3 separate regions of the Mus musculus genome follow, and regions 1 and 3 are each linked to region 2. Evidence: chromatin loops called from intact Hi-C (ENCODE). Cell type or tissue: heart. All regions are shown on one strand.

Evidence for each region. Hi-C counts contacts between places; a loop is a spot of excess contacts. Peaks named below come from ENCODE experiments on the same cell type or tissue, not always from the same donor. Only the 100,000 strongest peaks of a DNase experiment are listed, where the experiment ranks them.
Region 1: it touches region 2 in a loop (15-fold over the local background); 7 of 42 quality-filtered maps call a loop at or near these places.
Region 3: it touches region 2 in a loop (7-fold over the local background); 30 of 42 quality-filtered maps call a loop at or near these places.

The regions. Positions count from the first base shown.
Region 1 is chr10:77,914,278-77,919,277 of GRCm38, reverse strand. It overlaps Trpm2 (transient receptor potential cation channel, subfamily M, member 2), which reads left to right. Exons shown (of 34, transcript NM_138301.2): 27 at 256-413; 28 at 1,125-1,198; 29 at 1,470-1,571; 30 at 4,480-4,566. Among named protein-coding and RNA genes, the nearest start is that of Lrrc3, 14 kb to the right of the region's middle. In heart, a CTCF peak has its summit at 2,478 (motif pointing right); no DNase peak of the experiment used is centred here; H3K27me3 peaks cover 236 bases.
Region 2 is chr10:77,514,107-77,519,106 of GRCm38, reverse strand. It overlaps Fam207a (family with sequence similarity 207, member A), which reads left to right and starts at 3,294. Exons shown (of 6, transcript NM_133998.3): 1 at 3,294-3,504; 2 at 4,693-4,801. The coding sequence starts at 3,367. 2810425M01Rik (RIKEN cDNA 2810425M01 gene) reads right to left here and starts at 3,209. Exons shown (of 1, transcript NR_163865.1): 1 at 2,166-3,209. In heart, a CTCF peak has its summit at 1,883; DNase peaks (open chromatin) are centred at 1,086, 1,686, 2,556 and 3,236; H3K4me3 peaks cover 2,824 bases; H3K27ac peaks cover 2,620 bases.
Region 3 is chr10:77,564,772-77,569,771 of GRCm38, reverse strand. Itgb2 (integrin beta 2) reads right to left here. Exons shown (of 16, transcript NM_008404.5): 15 at 4,968-5,000; 16 at 4,064-4,594. The coding sequence ends at 4,532. Among named protein-coding and RNA genes, the nearest start is that of Pttg1ip, 14 kb to the left of the region's middle. In heart, a CTCF peak has its summit at 2,900 (motif pointing right); a DNase peak (open chromatin) is centred at 2,881; H3K27me3 peaks cover 393 bases.

The DNA of each region.
Region 1 (5,000 bases), 400 kb before region 2:
GTTCAGCCAGTAAGGACATGGACATGAATGATCATGGTCTTAGATGAGGCTAGCCCCTAGGGAACAAACTTGCCCCCATTAATTGGACAGGCCCTGTAGCAGCCGGTGATATTAACCAACTGTTGAGATATCTAAGTGTGACTTTAGCGGCAGGTATCTGGTAGGGGATGGTGACCTTTGTCCTTCCATGGCTGAGATCCCTGGAGTGGCAATCAGGGTGTTGGGACTGTAACTCAAACTGGTGACTGTTTCTAGCACCCCAGAGGGCCTTCGATGAGCCAGATGCTGAGCTGAGTATCAGGAGGAAAGTAGAGGAACCAGGAGATGGTTACCACGTGAGCGCCCGGCATCTCCTCTATCCCAATGCCCGCATCATGCGCTTCCCCGTGCCTAACGAGAAGGTGCCTTGGGCGGTGAGTTTATCTCTCTTATGTAGGCCATATCGGGAGGTGTTAGTCTCTGGGGGAGGAGAAGAGGTCCTCCCGAGTTCATGGTAGCCTCCACCCACTCTATCCTCTCTGGTCATCTGAGCACTTGACAGCTGAGGAAACTAAATGAGGCAGGCATGCAAACAAATCACACGGGCCGCATGGCCAAACTGTGGAAGGGGCCGGCGGGGTGAGGGACGGTGGCTTTACAGAGACATGGCTCAGGGATGCTCCTGAAACTTTTCATGTGCTCCAGATGTCCTGGCCCTGCCATCTCACCCACCCTCCTTGTTCTTGACATGTCCGTACCCAGTGAACAACTATCATTCCCTTTTGAGTGCCCAGCACGAGAGAGAGACCTCTATTCAGGGACAGGAATGCTGGCACCCGCAAGTTCACCTGCTTGTGGGCTTGCGGGCTTGCGGTTCCCATGTAGCCCCCGACCCATCCTGGGAAAGGTTCACACCATCCACGCTTGGGTCATGCTTGGGCTGGTCCCATGGGAGTGTTCATCTGGAGTCTCGTCCTCAACTCTACCAGGGCTGGGAGATACCCAGGCACACTGGGCAAGGGAATTTGGTCCTGGTTGGCTGGTGTCCTTGTATGAAGCTGCTCTTGGGCCCATTTGTAGCCCTCAGGCCTAGCTCGCTTGGGAGTGGGATGGAACCCTGAGGAAGCTCATTTGCTGTCTTGCAGGCAGAGTTTCTGATCTACGATCCTCCCTTTTACACCGCTGAGAAGGATGTGGCTCTCACAGACCCCGTGGGAGAGTGAGTGGCCCCTTCCTCCACAGGGAGTGCAGACTTCACATGGGGCAGGCCCAGGCAGGTTCTGCCTCATCTGGGAACTCCAGAGCAGCTCTTCCTGTCCCAGATACAACTCATTCTGACAATGGGCATGAGCAATGGACAGAGACCCCTCTCAAAGGAAAGGCCTGGGTGACTGTAGTTGAGCCACCAATGGAGGCCGCGCCCCTGTCCCTCTGTGTTACTCTGCCATAACCTCCCTCCGACAGGGACATCTCCTTTTGCTTGTTCCCAGCACTGCAGAACCTCTGTCTAAGATCAGTTACAACGTCGTGGATGGACCGACGGACCGTCGCAGCTTCCATGGAGTCTACGTGGTCGAGTATGGGTTCCCGTTGTGAGTATGCTGAACCTCAGCTAGCATCAGCAATGGGGCGCATTTCTCTCTGAGAGAGCTGACTTCTCTTTCTGGCAAAAGCAAACGAGAAAAGGAAACTCGGTGTGTGCTGTTCCCTCAGAGTCTGCTTGCTCAGAGCCTTTCCCTGGAAGGTCCCTGGATCCACCACAGCAGTGTCCCAAGTACATGGGTCTGTTGGAACCTGGGGGCTTCAACTTATGGTCGGAAACTTGGGGGGCATAGTCAAGTCTGAAGAGAGCACTCTGGCTCTAGAGCATGTTGTAAAAAATATTTAAAAAATCCTGCCACGGGGTTCCTTCCCTCCTTTGACCATTTATGTTTCTGGATGAAAGACACACACACAGAGCCTTTATATTTTTAAATATACCTTACTCAGCACAATAGCTGGGCAACTGCCGAGCCTCCAGGCTGTTAGAATCGGCCTCCCATCGATAACCCCATTATTACTTTCTGTGTTCCATCTTGGAGGATTTTAACCCAATTGGGCAGCCCTCTGGGCCACATTCTCTTGGTCCAGAGCCAAGATGCCTCTTCTTGCTTCACTCTCCCATGACTACTCTGTCTCCCTTGCCCTGCTTCCTCCTCCTCAGGAAACCTAACCCCACCCCCACCCCCACCCCCGCCAATGTCTCTTCTCCGCAGCTATTGGCACTGGCATTTTTATTTACCAATCAGAATTAAATGGGGGTGGACTCTCTCGCCTTTGGGGCAAAAAATTTGGGAGGATGCAAATTAGCATTACAATACAAGCCCCATTAGGCCAACCCACTACAAGACTGGTGGGCCCACGTTAGGGATAGTAACCTTTTCCAGCAACTATGATGGGCTAACAGTACCCATAAATACCCATAAATACCACTGTGTTTCCAGATGGGGTGTGGCCAGCAGGGGGAGCAGTGGAGCAGAGGATGCCAAGGGGCCTGTGGGAAAGGGAAGGCAGGCATTTAGGAGAATATTCTGGAACAGTGAGTGGGCTACTGTCCCTGGAGCCAGAGGTTGAATACGGTGGCAGCAGTGGAGGGGTAGTCTGAAATAGACCAGGGCTCTAGCCTGCATGTCTGCATGACGGGGCCATGATGACTGGGGCGAAGACGGCTTAGGAAGCAATGTCAGTTGCGGAGTGAGAGACAGGGAGGAAGAGCAACACTCAGGTGACTGGCACATACCTGCTGTCATGACAACTGTGTGGAAACATAAGCAGGATGGACCGGAGAGGACCACTCTACATTTGAGGCGGGGTCTCTCCATGAGGCTGAAGCTCAGCAGTTGGCTAGGCTGGCTGTCAATCATCCTCCTGTCTCTGCCACCCCTCAGATTACAGGTGTGTGCTTTTATGCTCACTTTTATTTTTTACTTTTTTTAAACATGAATTCCGAGGATTTAAACTTAGTCCTTACACTTGCATGGCTAACACTTTTCCTACTGAGTCTTCGTTCAGCCCCAATAACTTTTTTTTTTTTTAACGTAATCACATACTTAATGTAGTTAGGACTTGCACACTATTGTTTTTTTTTTCCTTTTTTTTTCTTTTAATTGTATTTCCTAGATATAGCTTCCATCTGTGAAATGATTGTCTTCGTCTGTTTTATGTTGCTCATAATAGAATACCAAAGACTAAGTAGGTTATGAAAGAAAAAAAAAAAAGAATGTTGATTCTGGCTCAAGGTCAGGCACTCACAACCAGCAATGCCTTCTTGCTGATGGAGGCAGAGGAGGTGCAGGATGTCACATGGCTAGGATAGTCTGGGAGGGCAGTCACCTCCTGAAGATCCCACCGGACCCCAACGCTCCAAGAGCTCATGGTGTATTTGGGAGCTTTGGTAGGGACAAGCGAGGGTTATAATGAAACATTGTCTTCTTTTCTTCTACAAAGTAGTGTTTGAAGTTAAGCGGTCTTACTGGACCACACAGCTGGAGGTAGTGGGGGATGTGCAAGGCAGAGAAGATGCTGGGCCAGTCAGCTCTCCATCATTATGAAAGACTCAGAACAACCAGCAGAGAAACCGAGAATAATCACTGTAGCCTCAGTTTGAAGCTTTTAGTTCAGACTCAAGGCAGCCCTGGTGACTCTGTGGGAAGGAAACCCCACCATGGCAGAGTGTGTAGAGTGGAGAGAGCTGCTCACCTCCAGGCTGAGAAGCAAAGGGGGAAGAGGAAGCTAGGGTTCTTCAAAGGGTGTCCTGATAACCTAAATCTCCCATCAGGCCTTGACTCCACCTCCCAAAGACTCCATGTCAGGACCAACCCAACGGGTGGTATGGGAACTCAGCTGAGCAGTGGGGCATGGGAAGGGAGGGAGGGTCACAGAGGACACTAGCAATACTGAAGAAAGCAGAGCCTGCCCATAGGGTGAGTCTCGCTCGCTGGCAGATGTGGAGCGGTGAGCAGGGAGAGTCATATATGGAGGAGACCGCTTGTCCTGTGGTAGCACCGGGGTGTGTCTCTCTTTGTTTTGCATCAAAGTCATGAAAACCATCAGTTCTCAGTCCCGATTTAGAATGGGGTCTGGTGGTGAGAGAGGGGTCCTGGCCCAATGAGAGGTCTGCAGTTAATACTCTGTGCTCCCAGAATACAGTGAGTTCATGTAACCACAACCTGGTTCCTTCAGCCTGGCTTTCAAGTGCAGCCACCCATTGTTTGTGACCGCAACCACCAGACATAGGTCTCTGGGTGTTTGACCCTACTTGTGGAGGAGGGCTGGCCGTGGTGGTTGCACACAGACTAGAAGCCCTGGCTTTGCTCTGTGAAGAGCCTTGTGGGGCCAGGACAGGTTGTCGGGAGCTGGCATCTCTGCTATGCCCATTGTGACTTGGCTCCACTCATCCAATGTCCCTGGTTTTAACCTCCCCGTCAGATGCAGTGGCTAAGTGAACCCTTTCTAACCTAGGAACCCCATGGGCCGCACAGGGTTGCGTGGTCGTGGGAGCCTCAGCTGGTTTGGTCCCAACCACACTCTGCAGCCAGTTGTCACCCGGTAAGCACCATGTCTGCCATCTGCATTTTGGCTCCAAAGATGCTCCTCCCACCCGCGTGAGTTCCGAGGGCCTGTGGCATGGCCTTTGTACTTGGTATCTCATGAAGCCTGTGGGAAAACATACGCTGCATCCCACCCTCTCTGAGAAAGCCCAGGCTACTCCCTTCCCCCTGGAAGCTGCCTAAGTTTTTGGGAGTAGTCCCTTATCCATACTAGGGGCTGATAAAAACGGTGTTTAGAGCCTCTACTAAAGAGAAGAAGTTACAGAAATTACACACACACACACAAAAAGCAAAGCCTACCCACAATCCCATAGGAATGTTAAAGTTTGGAAGGTTTCCTACCAGAGGATATGTGCACATTCACACTCTCACACAGCCTTGCATGTACCCCTCAAACCTCATGTCTCCAACCCTGGGTCCCGCCTACCTTCT
Region 2 (5,000 bases):
AAAGCTAGAAAGAAGTCAAAGATCACTGGGGCAGAGGTAACACCTACCCAGCGGTCGTCTCTCTGTCCTTGGTGCCAGGCTAACTTCCTAATTAGCCTAGGTCCACAGAATCAGTGGCATCAATGTAGTGCCAGGGAAGTGTTTGTGACCCCCTCAAAAAACAGATAGGTAGCCAGGCGTGGTGGCGTTCACATTTAATCCCAGCACTTGGGAAGCAGAGGCAGGCGAATTTCTGAGTTCGAGGCCAGCCTGGTCTACAAAGTGAGTTCCAGGACAGCCAGGGCTACACAGAGAAACCCTGTCTCGAAAAATCAAAAAAAAAAAAAAAAAACAAACAACAACAAACAAACAAACAAAAAGATAGGAGCCAATCTGATGCAACTCACAGCAGGATCTAGCTTCTATTCTATTTGAGCTAACTTGGGCCCTTCCAATGCACCACCATCTCTTGGGACGGTTTTGGTAGTTGTGGGAGCCCAAATACCTATCGGGGAAGGCTTTATACAAACAGCAACTGGGGGCAGGGGGAGGGTTAAGTGTGCAAGCATCTAATTGGAAAGCCACTGTGGCCTTTAACACAATTGACTGGTGTTGGGAGTCCTATCATAAACTTAACTTCTGCTCCCTTCTGCATTGGTGGTCATTAGGCAGGGGTGGGCTTGTAACCTGGGGATGCAGGTTTGTTGGGGGAATAACCTGGAGGTACTGGTCATGTTGAGGGTATAACCTGGAGATGCTGGTCTTGCTGGGAATTAACCTAGAGACTGGAGCTAGGCTCAGGTTTTGTTGAGGAGGGGGGCAACTTGGAAACTAATGCTAGGTACCAGCCTGTTAGTTTACCTTAGTTCAAACTTAGGTCAGGTTCTCTAAAATGGAGTCTGATCTTCAAAGATCTGGCCTCTCATCAATGTACACACCAGAGGGTCTGGGAGGTAACGGCACATGGACACCCATGCCTGCCTTTCCCCATCTCCCTGATCACCAGACTTCAGGGAACTCCTGGGAAGTTGCTCTGTGCCCTTTGCAGGTTGACCCAGGTGGCTGGAAGGCCTTGGGCCTTGGTGCTCAGCCAGAAGCTGTGAAGGACAGGAGGCCAATTCCCTGCCCCACTGCCTTGAGCGGCTGGCTGGCCTAGCACCCATGATCAGAGTCAAATTAGGACTCTGTGTTGCGGGTTCCGTCACCAGAAGGTCCTGGGCCTCTGAGATGCTGTGTGTCTGTACCAGCCCTGTGCCTGGGGCTCCCGCCCTTCATTCACACTGTGATACCAGCCTCTTTTCTGCCCAGCCCTAGGAATCTGTGATCTCCAACTATAAGCTGCTAGGGGTCACTTCCTGGCTCTCACTTTTCTCTTAGTCCTCAAGCAGCTCATTCTAACCCCCACTGTAGAAACAGGGAAACTAGGCTTGAAAAAGCTCAGGCCTTGGCTAGGTCACCCAAAGAAAGGTGGACCCAGCAAACTTGGCCACCTCCCTGGGAGGATCAAGGGAGCCCTCCTCCCCGAGAAAAGCCAGGCAGAACTGTCTTGGATCAGTCGCTGGGGCTGGGGACGAACTGAGAGGTGATCTGGACCCTGCTGATGCCTGCGGGGTCTGGCAGCTGAGTTTCCAGGGCTGGGCGCGATGATACATTGTCCGCCTCCCCTCACCCCAAACCCCCATCCCGCCTCCCAGTAGCTGTATCAGTGGACCAGCCTGCGGTCACACCTACACTCTAGTTGACTTGGAGCAGGGTCGCGGTCTAGAGCCCGAGGGGGGGGGGGAATTAGCCAGAGACACCTGTACAGTCCTCTCTCTAACTGCAAAACTAGCTGTACAGTCCTCTCTAACTGCAAAACTAGTTTGCCAGGAGCCAGGGAAGCACGGGACACGCGCGCCCTCAGGCGGCAGGAAGAAGAGTTGAGGATTCTAAAAAATTAACTTTGTTGTCGTCGACTTGTGAGTTCCTTGGGGTGCCCTGGAACTGGCCTTAAGCAACTCATCCTCCATGGGGGAACCTGGGGTCCATCGGACAGCCCAGAGCACAGGAACACTGCTGAGGGTTGAGAAGGAGAAAACATTTAGGGGGTGGGGGGGTGGGGTGGGGATCTGTCCTAGGTAAAAGCCAGGCTAGCTTTCAGGGTGGCTCTGGCTGCCAGATCTTCTGGGGAGATGAACCAGGTTGTGAAGAGTTCAATGGACTTTATTCCCAGGTCATCTCAAAACAAGCTTGCGAAAGTAACTTTTATTCGCTTGATGTCCTTGTTGTCTCGGAGGCTTACTGCTGACTACGATCTCCTTTTCTAGCTCTTTCTGAACTCTTACTGGCTGATTCAATTCAGCTGTTCTGGCTCAAACGTCTCTTCAAGTCGCCTGATTCAATCTAGTTTGTCTCAGCTTCACATCTAGTGCACTGCTTGGCCTGCAGCCACTCACTCACTGTTCTAGATTGCTTTCTGTTGCTGTGATAAAAACACTTATCAAAGGCAGCGTGGGGAGGAAGGTGTTCTTTACATCTTACAGGTTGGATCTCATCGTCAGGGAAGGAGCAGGAACCTGGAGGCATCCCCTGATGAGAAACCGCATCGGAAAGATGCTTATTGGCTCTGCTCCCTGGCATGCTCTGCTACTTCAGCCACTGTGGGGCACCGGACTCCGCTTTGGGCTCACCTTCTCCCCACAAATCCCATCTCACTGTGGATCCCTAGCAGAGACGTCCCGGCATCCAGGATGCTCTCTACCCTAGAAGGGAAGAAGGCAGAAGGCCTCTACCCTGGCTGTGCCTGGGCCCAACTTTCTTTTGTGGCTCCAACTATAGCCCACTTTGGTTTTGTATTGTATTTTACAGGTGTCATTTGGGTGAAGAGCTGGAATTACCCTTCGTCCTTGCTTTCCTTAAGCAATACTGCACTGGGTGCACAGGGGCTGTTGGACACGGAGCCGACTGTGCAGGAAGACGGAGGCCGTTCGGTCCATCTGGTACCCATTTAAGTGGAATTGCAAAGTCCCCAACTCCAGGACCTGTTTTAAGGACGAAACGCCAAGCTGCACACATAGAGACCCGCATGAGTAAAACCGACGTGAACCTTTCTCCCTATTCTACCCCAGACGCGCGCGATAGAAACATGGCGTAACGTGCACCCGAGGCTTCAATAGTTTTACTTCCCTGGCTCTTGGCTGCAGCCACATCGCCACACGTCTAACGCGCTAGCGGGAGCGCGCGACGTAAGCACCGCAACTGCGCACGCGCTACGGGAGGCACTTCCGGGGACCGGCCGAACGCCGATCTACGCAGCCGCGGCTCTATTTCCGGCTGTCTGGGAGCACTTCCGGGAGGCTCTTCCACTAGTGAGGCGGCGTTGCTAACAGGCGGAAACCTCCAGGGAAGATGGGGAAAGTGAGGGCGCTGCGGGCTCGTGTGCACCGGGCGGCCGTGAGACCCGACGGGGATTCTGCACCGGGCCCTGTGCCCCGCGCCGTGGAGCCGGCGCTCCCACAATCCCCGGCGGGCGGAGCGGGGGCGAAGGTGAGGTGTGGGGCGCCGGTCGGGCCAGGTCTCTGCCGAGCCGGATCTCCAAAGATCAGGAGCCCTGGATGGTTGGGTGTCGCCTCTTCTGTGTGTGTTCCTGCCACTCTGGTTAGGGTCCTGACCCGGCCCACCTTTAGCCGTCATGCCTTCTCGGTTGGGGTGTGAGGCTCCAGAAGCGCTTCCATCTCTGGGGGAAAATATCCCACTACGCTCTGGAAATGTCGCAGGGCGCTGTCTGTCTGCCTCTGTCTATCTCTGTGTCTCAGTCTCTGGTGTGTGTTTGAGACAGGGTCTCTCTATGTAGCCCTGACTATTCTGGAACTCACGCTGTAGACCAGGCTGGCCTCGAACTCATAAGAGATTGACCTGCCCCTGCCTCCCACATGCTGGGGTTAAAGGCATGGCATGCACTTGTGTCCCTGGCGCTTGCTTGTTGCTTTGGCCTTTGGGATCTTATTTATTTTTATTTTACCTCATCTCATTCTTTCTTTATTCTTTTGAGACAAGGTTTCACCCTAGCCCCCCCCCCCAGCTTGTCACTCTCGTGCCCAGGCTGTAGCCCACTGTGCCCAGCTTTTATTTGTTGTTGTAGCCAAACTGAGAGCTTCTGTTTTCTCCCACACCCACACCCACGGGAGGTGCTGTGCAGTCATTGATTCGTGCAGCCATTGATTCTTATTTTTCCCATTTTTCTTTTAATTTGGTAACTTGGCTCAAATTTAAGCCTTGTGTTGACAGAGATTGTTTTTATGCCCCTTTGGTCAGCCGCGTCTTTGCCTCACTGGAAGGTTATGTGGTTGGTGTTCCTATTTTTGTTCCTCAGAGATGCCCAAGGACCAGTACTTAGAGGATTCCCTCTGCTCACTCCTGGGAGGGCCCATGCATACAGTTGTAAGCAGCAGTCATGCCTTATCTCACAGCTACTCTTGGATCTGCATGTGTTTGCAGGGAGGCTGTGCTCAGGCCCTGTGCTAGTGTGGCTCTACTCCCCAAGACTCTCTGATTGTCCCAAGTCTGATGGGGGCAGGAAGGAACAGGCCTGATCTGGGAACAAGGACGTAGATACTCTTCCGGGGCCTCCCTGGCTGAGAAGTAGAGGATTTTTGCCTTAGCATCTTCTCGATGTGTGACTCTCAAACCAAAAGTCAACTTGATGTCCTCTCTCTTCTCCTGTTGGGATTGCAGGACTGGACATTCGTTCACAATGACATCTTTGCCAGGACACAGATAGACCCTAGTGCGTTGGTGCAGAGGCTGGAGCTGGACCAGAGGAGTGTGGTGTCCCTAAAGAGAGGTGAGTTCCTGCCTTTGGAGAGTCGAGAGGGCAGCCTGACTGTTGCCTGTGGACTAGCCCGTGCTTTAAAAGATGACACTAGGCATGACATGTGTTGCATAGCTTAAATCCCGGCACTTGAGAGGCTGAGGCAGGCCAGTCTCTACATTCAAGGCCAGCCTGGACTACACATCTAGTTCCAGGAAGAAACAAGGCTGTG
Region 3 (5,000 bases), 51 kb before region 2:
GCCCCCACAGCCCCCACAGGAGAGGCATGTGGCTTCTAGCACATAGACAAAGTCCCAAGTTTCTGGCATTCTGGCTAGACTCCGCCCCACAGTTACCTAGCAACAGCAAGATAGCCAAGCCCACTATAAGAGGGTCTGCTTGGCCCCTCCTCACTCTCTTAAGCTTTCACCTTTCTTACTCTCTAGCTCTCTTCCTCTCTTCCCCCTTCTCTCCACGTGGGCATGGCCAGTCTCTCCCTTTCTCTTTCTACCTTCTCTCCTGTCTCCCTGCCTTTCTACAATAAAGCTCTAAAACCATAGACTATCTCTGACCGTCAAGGCCTGCCGTGCTTAAACGATGGGTTAAGCTTTCTCCTGACAAGCCTTGTCTAACCTCTCCACAGAAGGCCTTCTTATGCTGCAGCCACAGACCAGACTAAGGACTCTCGCCTGCATGGGAATCACCCAGTGCCCCCCTCTCTCCCTCCCTTAAATCCTGGGCTAAGTGCTGCCCCAGGGCCCCTATTCTGTTCTCAGCTCCTCTGCCATATCTCAGCTGGAGGCTGAGAACCTGGTACCGGGGGCTGCCCCTTGTCCACCACCTGCCCTGTGGGGGTCAGTGGCTTGATACATTCAGATGCCCACTTGGGGCCGTGTGGAAAGCGTGCGTAGTCCTCCCACGTCTGCCTGCCCAGAGCACCGGAACTCTGCGGGACGCGGACACTTTCCTACTCCCCTCTTCCCCTCCACCCACGGTCCCACAGGTGTGCATGCTTTGTGAGAGTATGCATCAGTGTGGAGGTCATGCCAGGAATCAGAAGAGGGAGACAGATTCCTCCCCCGTCCCATCTCCCCCTTCAGCTGGAGTTGTGAGCCTCCTAATGTGCTGGTCCTCTGGTAGGGTAAAAGATACTCTCAGTCACTGAAACATCTCTGTACCTATACTTTCAACAAGATGGAAGATGTCACTTGTTCAAGGTGCTGGATATGGACCCAGGCTTAGAGTTTCACTTCAGTTAAGTCCAAAGTGGCCCCCAGGCTCCGCCCCATAGTTACCTGGCAACAGCCAGGTGTGCCTGACTCACTATAAAAGGGGCTGCTTGCCTCCTCCTCTCTCTCTTGCTCTTTTGCTCTTCTTGCTCTCTTCCTTTGCTCCTGTACCCTTATCCTCTTCCCACTCCCCTCCTCCTCTCTCTTCACGTGTTCATGGCCAGCCTCTACTCCACTCCTCTCCTCTCTCTCCTCTCCTCTCCTCTCCTCTCCTCTCCTCTCCTCTCCTCTCCTCTCCTCTCTCTCTCTCTCCCTCTCTCTCTCTCCTCTCTCTTTCTCTCCCTCCCTCCACCCTCCCATTCAGTCTCTACTACCCTCTCAACTCCCCTCCCCATGCCCTGAATAAACTCTATTCTGACTATACTATAGCTGGCTTCTCAGGGGGAAGAGATGCCTCCGCATGGGCCCAGGGAAGCACCCCTTCCCCCACACCATACCATAGCTCCTCCACCAAACTCCCCCTTCTTCTCCTTATCTTTGTATAAAACACAAAACAAAAGTCAGTGTTGATGACAATCTCCTAAACAGAAGGACTTTGGCTGGGTAAACTGAAGCCTAGATGTAGGTTTCTGTTTACCAGGAACCTTCCTTAAACCAACCCTTGGGCAAGGTCATCTAGTTCCGGGTCATTCCCACAGCCTGTAACAGCTCATAGATCCCCCACCCTGTTAACAAATGAAATATGTTTGCTTTTCTGCCAATGGGTTTCTCTCTGTCAGCCCCACCTCTACCCCAGATACCCTTTGCAAAAATTCCATCCCCACTAAACCTTTATTTCTCCCCATGGCATGGTAAGTGCTTTCACTGAGCTCTTGCTGACAACTTCCTCCCCGTGGCTCAGCCTACTGCCACTGTGCCATGTAGATGCTAGGGACCAAGCCCAGGTCTTCTGCAGGAGCATCAAGCATTCTTTTTTTTTTTTTTTTTTTTTTTTTGAGACAGAGTTTCTCTGTGTAGCCTTGGCTGTCATGGAACTCACTCTGTAACCAGGCTGGCCTTGAACTCAGAAATCCGCCTGCCTCTGCCTCCCAAGTGCTGGGATTAAAGGCGTGCACCACCATGCCTGCGCATCAAGCATTCTTAACTGCTGAACCATCTCTCTGGCCCCTACTTAATTTTCTTCTAATTTTTTGGATTAATAAGACAAAGTCAGATTCTTTTCCTGAATATAGAAGGGCATGGCTTCATTAAGAAGGATAAAAATTAATCTTTGGTGACTACTTCAAATACACTTATTTGGAAGTAAAGCATGTCTCAATTTGTTCTTTCTGCTCTAACAAAATACCTGAGGCTGGACCACTTATGTGTGACACAAACCCATTACCCACGGGTCTAGAATCAAGATACTAGGAGATTCGGTAACTGCTGAGGATTGGCTCATCTTGCAAGACAGCTCTCACAAGCTTCCTCAGGTCTAATTCTACCGTGAGATTTTGGTCCTTCTACTTCTCAAAGGCCCCACTCCCTTCCACTATTGCACTTTGTTATGAGTTCCACCACGTGAAGCAGAGAGAGACATCAGTATTCAAACAGCACCACAGGGTGAGTTCTCTGGCAAGAGGTGATAGTGTGGTACTCAAGGGTAGCCAGAGCAGGGAGGACCTCCCGGTAGAATCGGGGAACCAAAGACTGGCCGGCCACCCAGCCAACTACACTCGCAATGATGGCAAGGGAGTTGTTAAGCCCGTCAGAGGGGGATCGTTGCCTTGGCTGAGGTAGATCTCCCCCATAAGGAGTGAGTATTGTCCAGGAAATGTTCCAAAGCGTCTGGGAGTACAGGCTGACCGCTCGGGTGGGACTGGCCAGGGCTTTCCTTCTGCCATGGCAGGAAAAGCTTCTACCAGACGGTAGACAGCAGCAAGCTCTGCCAGCAGGTGGCGCTAGACAAGGGGCCCTGCAGCTGTGCCTTGGTCCTGACTCTAAAATAACTACCAAGCAGGCCTCCCCAGCGGACTGAGTTCTCTGAGTTCTGGGGATCTCCTTGAAGTCAGAGGAGATCGACTGTGTCATTCATTCTGCCTGAAATGCATCATTTGCTTTTTTGAGTGAATGGAATGTTTTTCATCAACAGTTTTCTCTGGACTTTGAACAATTATAGTCGTAAGAAAAGGGCAAAGTATCATTTTACACAGGGAAGTGCTCTGACACACACCTAGCACTTTGTCGGGCACACTTCACTCGTGTACATGTGCATTTTTGAACATGAGTGAGCGTGCCTCTGTCTAAAAGTGAGAACACTTGAGGAGTTCTCTGGCCACACCTAGCCCTTCCTACTCTCAGGCTCGGGCATGAGGCTGGGTGCTATGGTTTGGAAATGGAGTGTCCCTCTACAGAAGCTCCAATACTGGAGCCTTGGTGCTTAGCTAGTGGTACTATTTAGGGAGGTTGAACTTCAAGAGGTAGAACTTAGCTGGAAGAAATAGGTCCTTGGGGGTCTGTCCTTGGGCTAGCTTCTTGCTGGCCACATCCCGTCTTGTCTCTGCTTTTTGACAGCCATGAGGTATGCAGTTTGGAGAGTATGCTCCCACTGACAGAATGCTCTGAGGATGTGGGGCCAAGCAACCTGACACCATGAGGCCAAACAAATATTGCCAGAAAAAAAGAGCTACCTAGTATGCTCAGTCATAATTCTTAGAGACCCAGGGACATCATAATCACTGGACACAATTTGGGGTTCATTCACTCACGCAGAACTAGAGTCAGCAGTGATTTCTGGGTCACCCCCCAAGACAACCTATGAGAAAGGAACTTCCTACCCAACTTCTGCTTTGTGTTTTGGTTTCCATCTTCCGCGCTGAACCTGACTGATATTGGGAGCAAGAGAGAGGAGGGTGCCATTTCTGTCATCTGACACCCTTGTTAGGCAGCCACACAGGATTTAGCACTGGGTCTCAGAGGGCTCCATATATACAGGCCCATGGGCAGCGAAGAAGAGAACTAAGTCTCCCATTCTATGGCCCAGATCCCAACTGAACCCTCAGGATGCAGATGGACAAACAGCAGGCAGGACAAAGCACGTAACCTCAGCTGCCTTGCCCCAAAAGACTCCACAAAGCTTACCTTCCATGGACAGCATGGATGGAAGCTTTATTATTTTTCATACATGATTATGAAATAATACGTTGGATATAGTTTTTATACTCACATATAATACAACAGATGGGATGTTAACAATATAATAGGAGTTTTATACTCTGACAAGTTTAAATATAAATAAGTTGGGGCCACCTTTACTGAGACTGCTGTCTTCCTTTATGCAAGAAAATGTGGGTGGAACCTCTTGGGACTCGGGACAATTCTTAGGGCTCTGCGGCAAGATTGTGCAGGTCGGAAGACAAGTCCCTGGAAACCCTGGCAGACTTGATATAATGGCGGAAAGAAACCGAGCAGGCTTTTGGATCCTTGGCAGCACTGGGGTGAGCTGTAAGCCACGTTGTGTTTGCAGAGGGGAGGAGGCGTGGTCTGAGGGGGTCACATCTGCTTGATTATGATAACTCATGCTCTAGCTTTCAGCAAACTTGGGGTTCATGACCGTTGTCGTAGCACTCTTGAAGAGGGGGTTGTCCTAAAGAGGAACCAGATATGCTCTTGTCAGTGCAGGGAGGTGTGAGGACTCCAAGATGCCACCAGAGCAGTAGAAGTCTCTCTGAAGAGCCAACCCGGACAGGAAGCCTCCCCAGGGCCTGAGCCTCAGGGCTAAGCCTGTATACCACAGCACACTCTGGGAGACCGGAGGCTAAGCTGGGGTGAGGCGTGCGCCATCTCTCCAAGATGGCCTCGAGTCCCACTGTGAGAAGTAACAGAGCTAGGAAAGACATTCTATGTGGGTCTCCCAAGCACTGCTGGGATAGAGAGTATGCCCATTGCTGCCTGTGAGAGGTCAAAGAGAAGAGGAAGCACCCATGCACCACAAGGGTTCCCAAAGCAAGGCCACTCACATTGTTCCATTGGGACTTGAGTTTCTCCTTCTC